Regions from separate parts of the Homo sapiens genome. Here all the other regions are linked to region 1. Evidence: chromatin contacts called from ENCODE Hi-C or POLR2A ChIA-PET data. All regions are on one chromosome and are shown on one strand. The core of a region is the stretch at or near the end of the contact, and the rest is flanking DNA. Distances in the headings are between cores, read along the strand shown.

What was found. Hi-C counts contacts between places; a loop is a spot of excess contacts on that map. ChIA-PET counts read pairs that join two places held with the same protein, here RNA polymerase II (POLR2A). Pooled maps may share reads with other maps.
Region 2: a map of CD8-positive, alpha-beta T cell shows a loop between it and region 1 (7-fold over the local background). The contact joins the promoter of DRG1 here to the promoter of PES1 in region 1. A Hi-C loop is called at or near these places in 1 of 168 maps with a recorded cell type or tissue (CD8-positive, alpha-beta T cell) and 9 of 50 pooled maps.
Region 3: a map of B cell shows a loop between it and region 1 (9-fold over the local background). The contact joins the promoter of PIK3IP1 here to the promoter of PES1 in region 1. A Hi-C loop is called at or near these places in 3 of 168 maps with a recorded cell type or tissue (B cell, CD8-positive, alpha-beta T cell and heart left ventricle), 2 of 37 single-sample maps with no recorded cell type and 12 of 50 pooled maps.
Region 4: a loop to region 1 is called in a map of CD8-positive, alpha-beta T cell, with 7 times the contacts of the local background. The contact joins the promoter of EIF4ENIF1 here to the promoter of PES1 in region 1. A Hi-C loop is called at or near these places in 4 of 168 maps with a recorded cell type or tissue (CD4-positive, alpha-beta T cell, CD8-positive, alpha-beta T cell, heart left ventricle and 1 more), 1 of 37 single-sample maps with no recorded cell type and 12 of 50 pooled maps. POLR2A ChIA-PET finds 5 or more read pairs at or near these places in 1 of 52 experiments (activated CD4-positive, alpha-beta T cell).
Region 5: a map of CD8-positive, alpha-beta T cell shows a loop between it and region 1 (30-fold over the local background). The contact joins the promoter of PATZ1 here to the promoter of PES1 in region 1. A Hi-C loop is called at or near these places in 3 of 168 maps with a recorded cell type or tissue (CD8-positive, alpha-beta T cell and naive thymus-derived CD4-positive, alpha-beta T cell), 3 of 37 single-sample maps with no recorded cell type and 8 of 50 pooled maps.

What each region holds. Positions count from the first base shown.
Region 1 is chr22:30,590,638-30,593,337 of GRCh38, reverse strand. PES1 (pescadillo ribosomal biogenesis factor 1) reads left to right here and starts at 1,428. Exons shown (of 15, transcript NM_014303.4): 1 at 1,428-1,528. The coding sequence starts at 1,505. RefSeq lists enhancers at 806-885, 1,106-1,405, 885-1,600.
Region 2 is chr22:31,398,287-31,400,986 of GRCh38, reverse strand. DRG1 (developmentally regulated GTP binding protein 1) reads right to left here and starts at 1,383. Exons shown (of 9, transcript NM_004147.4): 1 at 1,262-1,383; 2 at 244-367. The coding sequence starts at 1,303. RefSeq lists enhancers at 1,274-1,323, 451-1,356 and a silencer at 1,444-1,723.
Region 3 is chr22:31,291,180-31,293,879 of GRCh38, reverse strand. It overlaps PIK3IP1 (phosphoinositide-3-kinase interacting protein 1), which reads left to right and starts at 1,392. Exons shown (of 6, transcript NM_052880.5): 1 at 1,392-1,605; 2 at 2,584-2,700. The coding sequence starts at 1,536. LOC105372997 (a long non-coding RNA gene) reads left to right here. Exons shown (of 4, transcript XR_001755493.3): 3 at 59-150; 4 at 728-936. RefSeq lists an enhancer at 2,010-2,059 and a silencer at 2,620-2,700.
Region 4 is chr22:31,488,484-31,491,183 of GRCh38, reverse strand. EIF4ENIF1 (eukaryotic translation initiation factor 4E nuclear import factor 1) reads left to right here and starts at 1,342. Exons shown (of 19, transcript NM_019843.4): 1 at 1,342-1,490; 2 at 2,439-2,561. The coding sequence starts at 2,466. RefSeq lists enhancers at 328-387, 787-1,409, 1,410-2,033 and silencers at 938-1,587, 1,668-1,957.
Region 5 is chr22:31,344,912-31,347,611 of GRCh38, reverse strand. PATZ1 (POZ/BTB and AT hook containing zinc finger 1) reads left to right here and starts at 1,266. Exons shown (of 5, transcript NM_014323.3): 1 at 1,266-2,700. The coding sequence starts at 2,010. LINC01521 (long intergenic non-protein coding RNA 1521) reads right to left here and starts at 853. Exons shown (of 1, transcript NR_120386.1): 1 at 1-853. RefSeq lists silencers at 761-980, 1,031-1,100, 1,471-1,890, 2,441-2,510.

The DNA.
Region 1 (2,700 bases), core at 179-2,678:
TTTTTGTATTTTTGGTAGAGATGGGTTTTCGCCATGTTGGCCAGGCTGGTCTCAAACTCCTGATCTCAGGTGATCCGCCTGCCTCAGCCTCTCAAAGTGCTGGGATTACAGGTGTGAGCGACCGTGCCCGGCTTCATCTCATTTTTAACTGTGGAATTGCTGGGTTTTAAATTTTAGCTTTAAATTAGATAGTGCAAGTCACATAGTTCAAAACAAGTATTCACCAGTGCTTAACGTCTGTCTCTGTGTAAGTTCTAAGACCAAGTCCTTGGGCCAGGTCACATTCACAAGAGCCTCAAATTTAAACTTTTGAGATCATCTTCGAACGAAATTTGGAATTTGGAAAAAGGGAGAAACGTTTAAAAAAAAAAAAACCTCTTAAAATTGCATCTACTTCCAGACTGCACCATCTCAAGGTGATGTGACTATTTGTATAAATCTTGGAATTATTATTTGAGGAACACTTACAGAATTTATGTGTACAAATTAAAAGCTCGAATATGTTGAATGTACATTTAATTTTATTTATTTATTTATTTTTGAGATGGAGTCTCACTCTGTCGCCCAGGCTGGAGTGCAGTGGCAAGATCTCGGCTCACTGCAACCTCTGCCTCCCAGGTTCAAGCGATTCTCCTGCGTCAGCCTCCCGAGTAGCTGGGATTACAGGCGTGTGCCACCATGGCCAGCTAATTTTTGTATTTTTAGCAGAGACGGGGTTTCACTATATTGGTCACACTGGTCTCGAACTCCTGACCTCAGATGATCCGCCTGTCTTGGCCTCCCAAAGTGCTGGGATTACAGGCGTGCGCCACCGCTCCCAGCCTTGAATGTACATTTTAAATATACCACGAGTCCACCACTAAGGCTCAGAAAATATAAGTGGCCTCTAGGATCTCTATACCTCCGCGAGGAAAAATGTCTTCCTTTTTTCTATTTTAGCCGCATAACCGCGAATGAACCAAAGAGAACCCGAAGCCGGTGGGAACTCAGCGCAGTCTCACCCTGCCCCTCGGGAACCGCTTCTCAGCAGCGGCAGCCGAAGTCTGACGACGCTTAGCAACCGTTACCTTGACAACGCAATCCTATCGCGCACCATGGAGTGCGGCGCCCCTCTGCATCCCAGAAGGCACCGCGCTGTCCCTAAGCCTTCCGCCCCTCTCCGTCCCAACATGCAACGAGGCTCACAGTCAATGAATCGTCATCAGGGTGATTACAGAAAAGCCTGTATATCCACGTTTGTTTTAACACTTAAAGTGTTTGTAACCATTGTGAGCGGGAAAGATCTGGAAAGAGTGTTCTCAGTGATTTTTTTCAGACTATAGTTTTAAATCTTGAGGAGGAAATCCCCATCTTTCCCTGGACTTGTACAGGCATCTCATTGGGCAGCCCGCACAAACAGACAGCGTGGGGTGGGGAGGGTCCTCGGGGTCCTTGGCAGGGCACGTGCGGGAGGAAGTGGAGCTCCCTGTACGCGCGGCCCTAGTCGGCTCCTCAACGTGGAGCGATGGGAGGCCTTGAGAAGAAGAAGGTGATTGGGAAAGACGGTGGGGATTCCCGAGGGGTGGGGTGCGGGGGCGGCAGAGCATGGGGTCGACTCTTTTCCCGGGCTCCGTCTCGTGGAGACTGGAAAGACGGGATCGACGTGACCGTAATCAGCTGCGAGAAGGGGTCCGAGAATGGACAAGGATGGCAGTATTCGTTTAGTGAAATCCGAGAACGAACTCCAGAGTTCTTTCTGTGGAGAGGGCTGTGAAAGAGAGTTGAACTTACCAAGCGTAGCTTCATTCCAAAAGCAGGCCGAGCCGTGGGACCACTATTTACCGAAAGGGTGATAAACATTACGTAGAGCTCACCGTTACTGCACCGTTACATTAGTTGGTTAGTGTTGTCTTGGAAGTTCTCTTCGAGGCATAACATTTCGGCTGAAATGGGAAAGATCAGAACGTCTTGGATGGGTTCTGGGGCATGGGAGTGCTTAGCGAGCAGGCCTGACAAGGGAAACCAAGTGCCAAGATCAGTAGGCAGGGAAGGCTTGCTGTGTGTAAGGAGTTGGAAGGACATTAGGATGACTCGCATGTAAACCAAGAAAAGAATGGCATCTGATAAGATTGGGGTTGGACACGTACTGTATCGTGCAAGGCCTGTAAGCTTGGATTTTATTCTAAGTGCAGTAGGAATAGTGTAGAGCTTGGATTTTATTCTACGTGCAGTAGGAAAAAAAGGAGGAGTAACACGATTAGAGTTTTTCAGGGAGTTCTTGTGGCTGTATGGAGAATCGGCCCAGTGACATGAAAAGACTGGGAAGGGAATGGGAATGAGGAATATATAGTTGGCTTAAGTGTTTCTTTCAGAGTGAAAGTTTCTATTGCCAGTGTTCTTAACCCAACACACTACATTGAGTATCCAGTGCTAGCCATCGGAACTGCAAAGATACAAGATGGAAAACCTGCCCTTGAGTTGCAGATGTAGATATGTAACAAAATCGTTACAGTTTTTAAAAGCTGGGTTTCAGAGCCAGAATCAACAAAGATGAGTCTTTGTTGTGGGAAGGATTGTCTTGTGTGTAGTAGGATATTTGGCAACATCCCTGATCCTTTACCTACTGGATACCAGTAGCACCCAGCAACCAAAAATGTCTCCAAACATTGCTGAACTCTCCTCCCCCCAGCACATACCCAGGGAGTACCCCATTGAGAACTA
Region 2 (2,700 bases), core at 134-2,633, 810 kb before region 1:
CTTTAGTTATTTTTCTGTTTTTAAAAAACTTTTTTTTTTTTTTGAGATGGGGGTCTATGTTGATCAGGCTGGTCTTGAACTCCTGGCCTCAAGTGATCCTCCTATCTCAGCCTCCCAGCATGCTAGGATTGCAGGCGTTGAGCCACTGCACTGGGCCATCTTTAGTTATTTTTAAACCACATGTATGTACTATTTTGACAAAAATTATACCTAAAAATATATATATTGAAGAAGAACACAAACCTTCTCCTGGACCTCCACCACCACCACCCTTTGGAGTAATGAGTTCTCGACGAAGCTTAGCAAGACGAGCCTTAAGCAGCCCTAAGTGGTGTGCTGTGGCCTTGTTCTTTTGAGTCCGAGCCATCTAAAAGGGAGGAATCACAGCCATAAATTAGAAGCAGTGAACGCTTCCCCCAGCTTTGAGAGGATAATTTTTTTCCCCAAGTCCTACTAATGTTAGCACACCCAGTTTACAGGCTTTAAAAGAGTAAAAGTCCATTATCTCCTCCATCCAGCTCATTTCCCTCACTACAAAGCAAAGCAAAGCCCAAAGAGGAAAGACGATTAAGGTCATTCCAATTAGTGCCCCCAGACTAGACTGAAACCCGTCTGCGGGTTCCTTTTCTACTATTTGCAGCTGTTTGGATCCATCTAACACTGGGACACCACTTTCCTAATTGTAAAGCGCTCTCAGGGCCGCACGCAATGGAATCACACACTATCCAGGCGGAATAAACTGCTCCCACACAGATGTCATTTTACTTCCAGATCCGATTACCGGGAGCAAATACTCTGAATCAGGGGGTCATTAGGGTAGACACTGGGAAAAGGGGGAATAAGGGGGACGCAGCGAAGGATGATGAGGAAAGATCCTGAACTATCTGACCAAGTCAGAGATGGAATAAGGGACAGGATTCAGTGTTTCTCAGAGCAAAACGGAAAGAAACAACATCAGAACAGGAGCCAAACACTGGGAGGGGGAACGGACTAAGGGCCTAAGGTGCAGGGGTGCGGAACGCGGGCCCGGGCAAAGGGGAGTCCGAGAGCGTAGACGCGGGACGAGGGGAAAGGGGGCCCTGACTGAGGAGAGTCGGGGACTCCTAATCGTGGCAGAGGGCAGTCGGAACACGGGCCTCGCTGAGAGAAGTCGCGGAATCTAGGCCCGGTCCTGACGCGGCTCAAAGGAGAACAGGAAGGAGCGACGCCACCAAAGAAGGAATGCTCAGACTAAGAGTGAACCGCCAGCTGCGTCCATTACCTCTGCTTCTATCTCCGCGATCTTAGCTAAGGTGCTGCTCATCGTGGCGAGTACCCTGTGGCCTCCACACTGTCTCCCTTCACACACCCGCGGGCAAACTGCCACCGCCACCAGGCGCTACTGCAGCACGCAGGCGCGGTACTTCGAATTACCGCGAGAGAGTTCCGCGTAGGGGTCACCGCGAGTCGCAAAGCGTGGGGCTGTCTCCTCCCCCTCACCCGACCCCGCCCCGTCCCGCGAGCCAGTGCGGTGTCATAGAGCCCGCGGGAGCGGAGGCCAGAGAGGCCACCCCTGTCTGGGCCTCCCCGAGCGCGCCGAGGGTCGCGCGCAGCTCGGCCCCGCCCAGCGGGACCCGCTCCCAGCTGCTCTGCATGGTACTGAACGCTTCAGTGCTGGAGACCCCAGGGCGTGGTGCAAAGCCGACTCATGCTCCGCACCCCTGTTCCTCGCCAGCATCTGCGGGTCCTGGGTCCCTTTTTCACAGCTGGGGTGACACCCCGACGCCCTCCATGGTCTTGGAGGGAGTAGAGACCCATCTTCAGCCTGCCTCACCCCCTTGGATAAAGAAAATGCCCCCTTTCTATCATTCAAAATTATTTTTAGGTCGGTTTTGTTTACTCCGAACCCCGAGTAGAGCACATGGGGAGCCCAAAATAAGTGCATACTTGAATGGATAATTCCCAGAGAACTGCTGCTTGCAACATAGTTTGTAATACCAAAAAATTGAAATCTATATTAACACCCATCAGTAGGAAAATGGATAAATGAATAATGCCTCTATCCTGTTTTTGAAATATGATTACAGCCGTTAAAACGTAGATCTGTGGTCTGACTGGCTACCCAGGACATGTTAAATGGGAAAACAACTAGCAGAAGGGCACCTACGTAGTGATACCATTTATGTTATTTTTAAAATTAAATGTACATTTATATAGGTGTACGTGTATGAACGTGCAGTTTAAAGGCCTAAACAGAAAAATACATCAGAAGCTCTTAACTGTGGGATGGGATGCAAAGAAAAGGCCTTTCACATTTTATTCCACAGAATTTTGAAGTTAAATTTTTACAAGACGAATGTATCCATGTATTACTTGTGTAATAATAAAATTTAAAATTTCAAAAGACTCCTCTTCCCCAAGTGTCATGAGGAAGCCAGGACGTCCAGGAACTATGTGGTGGTTTTGAAAGCGGTTTGCCTCAGGATCAATGGGTTGTTTTGATAGATTGATTATTCCAGCGGGAGTCGACAGGCCAGGCTTAACCCACAGTCGACAGGCCAGGCTTAACCCACAGGGCTGGCCTCCACCCAGCCCTGGGAGGGAAGTTTAATTTAGTTAAATTTGTAAACAAGAACTATTCTAACTTCCCAGAGACAAAAAAGGGAGGTTTTCTTGTGCATAAAGAGGGAGAAACAGAAGGGAAAGCTTTTACAGAAGGTC
Region 3 (2,700 bases), core at 143-2,642, 700 kb before region 1:
TTGGGATCTGACTGAGTCACAAGGTAGTCTTGACGAATCACTCTGCTCTATCTCTCAGTTTACTGAGGCTGCCTGGGAACTTGAGCTGTCAGCCAAACAGGAAGAAGGGCCCTTCTGCCTACTCCAAAAGGCCTCAGTCAAATGGATATGGTGAGATTTAATGATGGATATAAATTACAGCAAATGGATTTCCTATAGGGTGAGGGAAAAAAAAAAAAGCAAACATTTTACTTAAATTCCTCTATACAATTTAGGGCTGGCAGAAAGGGTAGACTATTACAATGTAGCTGAGCAAATTTTTCCATGTTTGCATAACATGTGTTTTCAACTAAAGATACTCCTTCTATAGTCCTACTATATACAACACCCCAAAAAACCTCAAATGTAAGAAAAAGCAATGTGACAGATTTGACCCTGGCCAAGTTACACTGTTTTTTTTTTTTTTTTTTTTTTTTTTTTTTTTTAAGTGTCAGTGTTCATAAAGGCCCTTTTTCTTTTTCAAGGATGGGTATAAAGTGTTACTCGGCCGAACGCGGTGGCTCACACCTGTAATTCCAACACTTTGGGAGGCCGAGGCAGGTGGATTACGAGGTCAGGAGTTCAAGACCAGTCTGGCCAACACAGTGAAACCCCCGTCTCTATTAAAAATACAAAAAATTAGCTGGGTTGTGGTGGTGTGCCCCTGTCACAAGGTAGTCTTGACGAATCACTCTGCTCTCTCTCTCAGTTTACTGAGGCTGCCTGGGAGCTGTCAGCCAAACAGGAAGAAGGGCCCTTCTGCCTAACTCCAAAAGGCCTAAGTCAAATGGATATGGTGAGATTTAATGATGGATATAAATTACAGCAAATGGATTTCCTATAGAGTGAGGGAAAAAAAAAATCCAGCTACTCCGGAGACTGAGGCAGAATTGCGAGAACCCGGCAGGTGGTTGCAGTGAGCCGAGATTGTGCCATTGCACTCCAGCCCGGGCGACAGTGTGAAACTCTGTCTCAAAAAGAAAAGAAAAGAAAAAAAAAAAAACTATTACTCCACTCCCCACCAGAAACTCTTATTTTTTCCCCCCTATGTGGTCATGAATTCCTCCTGGGTGCATAGCTCCCTAAGTTGTTCTGTGTTTTAGTGCTTATAATTTCCCACATCCCATGATGCCCCTTGATAGAATTATTTTTTCTGTACTCACACAAATGGAAACAGAAGAGATGAAAAACCCTGGGGATGCGGCCTCGCAGGTCTCAAACTGATCGGCTGCTAAGCACAACCTGCATATCTCTTGGCTGAGTTCCTTTCTTGGCTCAGTTAGATTTTGCATGACCTAGGAGGCTTAGGACCCAGGGGGCGCCTTTCAGCTGAAAAACAGCTCGCGCTGCAGCAAGCTAGCTGGGAAGCTCCCAGTTCTAAAGAGAGGCTGTTTACCAGAACAGCATAACAAGGGCAGGTCTGACTGCAAGGCTGGGACTGGGAGGCAGAGCCGCCGCCAAGGGGGCCTCGGTTAAACACTGGTCGTTCAATCACCTGCAAGACGAAGGAGGCAAGGATGCTGTTGGCCTGGGTACAAGCATTCCTCGTCAGCAACATGCTCCTAGCAGAAGCCTATGGATCTGGAGGTGAGATTACAATCTTTCCTTTCCGCAGCAACTTCATGAAACAGAAGGGGTAAAGCCCCCTATTTCCCAAACAGGGCCAGGATGACAGGAAACGAAGCGTTTAGCCGGTTTCTGTTGTCCCGTGAAAGCTTTTCCACCCCTCCTTTCCTTGTCAGGGGCTTGCAGCTCCATCTTTGCCATTAAGAACAAAGGCAAGAAGCCACTTTCTCTCTGCCTTTCCTTGCTCATGAGTGGATGGAGCTTGGGGGTTCATCTCCCCTACTCCCCAAGTCCTGTTCTTTCTAAGCCCTTTGCATGGTGTGGTCCTCCTTCCCCAGCCTCCTTCTGTGGTTCTCCTGCAGAGGGGAGTGGGAGCTTGGAGTCTCATCCAGTCAGCGATGAGGCCGGTTTCCTCCGTTTGAGGCTGTCTTGAATCTTTTGCCTGACGGAGTCAAGGCTCCTGGAGAATTCTCCTGGGAGGGAGTATTTGCCTTTTAAACGGGCAGAAGGTGGCCGTATCCGTGAAGGAGGAAACACCGGAGTTTATGTAACGTGGCCATTACAACACAGGGACAAATGTCACGTCTGGGCGCCCCCCGTCCCAAAACTCCCAGCTCCTCAAAGGGACCCTAAGCCAGGCCTCCTCCTCTCCATCTCCTCCTCCAAAGTGGTCACAAGTTCAAGAGTAACAACGCTTTGCACTTCTGCAGCGCTTTCCAGGTTTCAAAAATAAATAAAACCTAACAGTCTCTGAGCGTTGACTGGGGGACAGGCACAGGCTGGGGGCTTCACACCCTGAGGTGTGCGTGGAGTTGGGGGGGGGGGGTGCGTGGGGCGTGGGGGTGTTGCCACGAGAGGAGAGGGAGGCCCAGCAGGGCCCGGGGTCCCCTAACCAGGCTGAGGTTCAGCCCGGGTGGTCCCGGCTCCCCTGTCCGCCACGCTGGGCGTCTTCCGTTCGCTGCCCGCTATTCTGTGTCCGGGGGCTTCTTTTCCTCACAGGCTGTTTCTGGGACAACGGCCACCTGTACCGGGAGGACCAGACCTCCCCCGCGCCGGGCCTCCGCTGCCTCAACTGGCTGGACGCGCAGAGCGGGCTGGCCTCGGCCCCCGTGTCGG
Region 4 (2,700 bases), core at 93-2,592, 900 kb before region 1:
CTGCCCCATGAGCAGGTTATATCATCTTCGCAATTTCACAGGTAAAACTAAGAATCAATAGACTAACTCTCCATAGCTTGTAGGAGGTGGCAGAGATGAGAATGCAAACTCAGGCCTGATGTGCAAGTGTTTCCCTCTGCCTCTTGCCTGTAAAAAAACAGTTTGTAAGAAACACACTTTATTCAGTAATACAAACGAAAAGTTTTCTGTTGCCAAGATTCACAAGAAGGGAGCTGAGTTAGTGGTCACTCACTGCCCAACACCCTAATTTCACAAGTGAAGTGAAGTTCCAACAAAGTAGGCCTCTTGGAAGAAATGTAGACGTTGCTGTCCTTTAACCAGGAAAATTGCGTTCTCGGGACTTCACGCCTATGTATCGCTTCACACCAACGCTGCGCAGTACCACAGGGCAGAAATGGGTGCTTGTGGTATTCCAGCACATAGGACTTCCTCCCCAGGATGCAGTTACCCACACTGCTCACATATTTGCATTTCTGTGGCCCCCTGTCAGCCTGAGTCTGCACTACGTGGTAAGCACTTGACATTCGCCGTCTCATTTCCCCAACTCCACTCGCACTTCCCCTTTCTGTGCAGGCTAAGGACAGATTCAGGTTACCGGAGGGAAACAACATTTCAATGAATTTGTTAGTCGCCTTTATCGCTATCAAAGCCAATCGTGACAAGTTTGTCTTTTAATGCAGCAACCAGTACTCGCGCATAAGCCTCATAGATTTACAGAGGCCATTTTAGAAACACGACCGAAACTTAGGTTAAGTCAGCTTTGCCTAAGATCACGCCACTCGCAAAACAGCTGAGGTTCGAACCCGCACTGGGAAGGCTCGGAAGACCCCAATCTCCTATCTCAAATTCCCACTGCCGAAGCCCCACGGTTCTCTGCCTATGCGAACCATGCAAATACAGCGGTCGTCGCGCCACAGGCCGTGCTAGCCGCCAGCCCAGCCCCATCTAGCCACCGCCTCCGGGAGAGTGGCGTGCCGCGAGTCGCGGGTCCCAAGTGCCGTCCGCTCTGCCCTGCAGCGCGCGTGGGAACGCGGCGGCGGTGGCCTCTGGGCTGCCCACGGCGACCGCCTGCGCGCACGGGAGCGGGTTTCCGCTATCCCCACCGTGGCCTCCTCCTCGCCGCCACCACCTTCCCACCCCCCGGCCCGCGCAGGGGCTGGCGTCCGGGAAGCGCGCGGCGATGCTTCTTTTTCGCCCGGCACCGCTGCAGCCACCTCACATCCGGGCGCGCGGCGGGGAAGGCGGCGCCGGGGCCAGGGTGCGTGGAGGGAGTTATTAAGGGGGAGGGGGCCGAAGAGGAGGGGCGGAGGGCCGGGCTGCAGTTACGGCGGCTGAAGAGAGACAGCCCAAGCCGGTCGGGGTGGGGGCGCGAGAGCGAAGGCTGCGGGGAGCGGCGCTGGGACCGGTGCGGGCAGCGGGGAGGGGAGCGGCGGCCGAGGCAAAGGGCCGCCGAGCGGCGGAGGCACCGAGTAAGGGTCGGCGGCGGTGGCGGCTGGGTCCGGGGCACCGCGCGCCCGGTGCTCCCGGGTGTAGAAGGGGCGCGGGCGCATTGCTCCCGGGGTCGCGTGCGTGAGCGCGGGCGCCGGGGCGCCCGCAGGGGGTGGGCAGGGGCGCGAGGCCCGCAAGGCGGCCGGCGGGTAGCCGGCGGGCTGGCTGGCGGGGACCGAGCCGCCGGGCCGGGGAGGACGGCTGCGGGCCTGCGCTAGCTCCAGCTTGAAGCGCCCGGGCCGGGAGATTCGGCCTCCCTCCTCCCTGCGGCCGGCCGCCCCTCAGTGAGTACGGTCTCCGCCCTTCCTCCGAAGGAGGCCGCTGGGCCCGGGCCTGCGTGAGGGGCTGCGGGTTGGGGTCGCGGCCCGGGGAAGCCAAGTTTCGGAGCTGAAGCCGGTGCTCGCCCTTTCCTTGCCATCGGCGCCCCTGACATGGCCACAGGTGCGGCTGGCCTGGCGAGGGGCGCTCGGGCCCCGTCCCCAGTCCCTGATCGCCGGATAACAAGGGGCAGCTGGCGCCGTCCATTGGCAAGTGACAGGCACTTTCCAACAGACTTCGCGGGTTCCCAGCCTAACCAGTCTTCTACCTGCCCCCACTCCGGGAAACTTCCCCACCAGTCTTGAAAGATCCCCATGGGTGGCAGCTACTAATCTTGGTTTCTCTTGTGTTAAAGCTGCTTAAAGGTTATATACCTTGAATTGGGCACCTTCTACTTTTTACCATGTTGATGCTTAGGATACTAGGAAAGAGAACTGAGTACCAATGATTCTATCTCCAAGTTCTAATTTATAGCATAATTTTGGGGTGGGGACTTGTTTTTAACACTAGCTGTTTTGAGAGATTAAAAAGTTTCAGCTTCTGAAGAAACAGCCAAGATTTCTGAAAACTTACTGTTCTCGGTGACAATTTTGTGCCGATTTATCTTCCAGGTGCAGAGCATTGTAGACCAAGGAGCCATGGATAGGAGAAGTATGGGTGAAACAGAAAGTGGAGATGCTTTCCTTGACCTGAAGAAGCCTCCTGCCTCCAAATGCCCCCATCGCTATACAAAAGTAAGGTTTGCCACTAATGAAATAGTGTTTCTTTTTAGGTGGCGAAGTTAGTAACATTGTATAACTATTTCATTCCTATTAAGTGGTAATCTCATTCTGACTCACTACATGGACTAAATATTAACTAAATTTAGTAGTG
Region 5 (2,700 bases), core at 17-2,516, 750 kb before region 1:
AATGCTTTTCCCCCGCACACCGCTTCTCTTAATGGAAGCGCTCAGTTTGGAACCGTGGAAAGTTTGGAACACATACTTCGCTGCCTCTTTGCAACTGTGGGAACTTCCCGCCCGCACACGCGGCGCCTGCAGCCTGGGGCTCCGCGCCAGGCGGCCCAAAGGCAGCCGCCAGCGCTTCCTGGGAAGACAAACCTTGGTGTACAACTCTAGCGTGGTAGCATCCCCGGGCGGGCCGGGGACAAAGCGCCGAGGCCTGGCGGCAGGGCCCATTACCAGAGCACCCGGCGTCTCACAGGGCTGCGGGCGCTGGGGATGCTCCGGGCTTGGAGAGGCCTGAGGGTGTCCCCGACTCCTCCGGCACCCCCACTTCCCTGAGGATTGCTGGGGCTTCCGGGGGTCCCTGCCCCGTCCATCGCCCTCATATTGTCGCCTCCCGGAGCTGGTGACTTCACGCTCCCCGGGGACAAAGCTCGGCGTGCTGTGGTTTGGGGGAGAAGCTGGACGCTGGCTTCATCTCTCCAGCTCTTCCGGGCGCGCAGCCCATCAGATCGATCAATGTACCGGGTGCAGAAGCAGCTCCGGAGGTTCGGCCTGTCTCCGGCCAGGACCCCGGGCCCTCTCTGGTGTTTGAAGCAGGGAGGCGGTCGCAGGCGACTTCTGGGAATTTCACGCATGAAAGCGGGGCTCCGAAGGGTGGACGACGCCCGCTCGACCTGCGAGTGCGCTTCGCAGGCTGGGGGGCCCGGATCCGCACCCCTCAGTTCCTGCCCCCCCACCCTGCTAGCCGCCACTCTCAGCGGGCAGGGGAGGGGCAGTGGGAGCTGGTTTGCTGGCTCGGCGCTTCGTTTGCATTGGTCCGGGGGGGCTGAGACTGCAGCCCCCGGCCCCGCGGGCGGGGTGGGGAGGCGGGGGCCGGACGGGGGCTCAGGCTGCTCTAGCATTGGCGGATCTGGGGAATGGGGAGGGGGGGCAGGAAGCGGGGGGAGCGGACTGCGGGGGGGGGGTGTATAAATAGGGAAGGGGGGACGTGCATCCTCGTCTTGGTGAGGGGGGGGCGCTCGGCACAAAGAAAGTGTAAAGTTTGCAGCGCCAGGCGGCCCGGGCTAGGCATCCGGGCGCGCACGTGCAAGGCCGGGGACGCCGGGGCCCCCACTCTGAGCTCGCCGTTTCTTTTTTTTCTGCAAGCGAGAGGGGGGGTGTTGTTGGTATCGCCCCCTCCTTCTCCTCCCCCCAGGGGTGAAAGTGCAAGAGGAAGTGCAGCCGCTGCCATCTTTCCTCCGCTCCGAACACACGGAGCCCGGGGCCGCACAGCCGCCGCTCCGCCGCCGCCTTCTCCCGGCCTGAGGAAGGGCCTACTCTGCCGCCGCCGCCGCCCGCCCGCTCCAGCCGCCGCCGCCGCCGCCACCGCCCTCCAGGCTCCGGGACCCGGCCCGCGCCACCGCCCCCGTGCGCGCCCCGCCGCCGCCGCCTTCGCCTTCGCCTTTTGTTTCCTCCGCTCCGGCGCCCCCGCCCCGGCTCGCGCTTTGCAGGGGACGCAGCGCGCGCCCCCAGCGGGCCCGGGAAAAGCCGCGGCGCGCGCGCGCGCCTGCGCGGCGGACCCCTCCTTCTCCTCCCCGCGTGCGCGTGCCCTTCTTGGCTGCGCGCCGGCGCCGCCTGGCGGGCGGGAGGGGAGGTGGCAGGCGCGTTTGCAGGAGGGGCGCACCTCTTCGCTCGCGCACCCCCCCGGAAGGTAGACCGGGAAGGGGAGGCGGGCGGGCGGAGAGGAGAGAGTGGCGCGCAGTCCAGCGAGGGCGGGGGTTGGCTATGTGGGGGGTGGTGCACCCCGCAGTCTAGACAGTCTGATCCGGGCTGGGGGCGTGTACACTCGGCGCACCTGCGAGACTACAGAGCCTCGGGCCGGCACGTGTGGGGAGTGTGGACACGTCTGCTGCGCCCCGCTTCTCGCTGCTGAGGGGAAGGGAGGGGGCGGGCAGGTGCAGCGGCCGGGCTAGTGGGAGGGGGCGGCGGCCATGGAGCGGGTGAACGACGCTTCGTGCGGCCCGTCTGGCTGCTACACATACCAGGTGAGCAGACACAGCACGGAGATGCTGCACAACCTGAACCAGCAGCGCAAAAACGGCGGGCGCTTCTGCGACGTGCTCTTGCGGGTAGGCGACGAGAGCTTCCCAGCGCACCGCGCCGTGCTGGCCGCCTGCAGCGAGTACTTTGAGTCGGTGTTCAGCGCCCAGTTGGGCGACGGCGGAGCTGCGGACGGGGGTCCGGCTGATGTAGGGGGCGCGACGGCAGCACCAGGCGGCGGGGCCGGGGGCAGCCGGGAGCTGGAGATGCACACTATCAGCTCCAAGGTATTTGGGGACATTCTGGACTTCGCCTACACTTCCCGCATCGTGGTGCGCTTGGAGAGCTTTCCCGAACTCATGACGGCCGCCAAGTTCCTGCTGATGAGGTCGGTTATCGAGATCTGCCAGGAAGTCATCAAACAGTCCAACGTACAGATCCTGGTACCCCCTGCCCGCGCCGATATAATGCTCTTTCGCCCCCCTGGGACCTCGGACTTGGGCTTCCCTTTGGACATGACCAACGGGGCAGCCTTGGCAGCCAACAGCAATGGCATCGCCGGCAGCATGCAGCCAGAGGAGGAGGCAGCTCGGGCGGCTGGTGCAGCCATTGCAGGCCAAGCCTCTTTGCCTGTGTTACCTG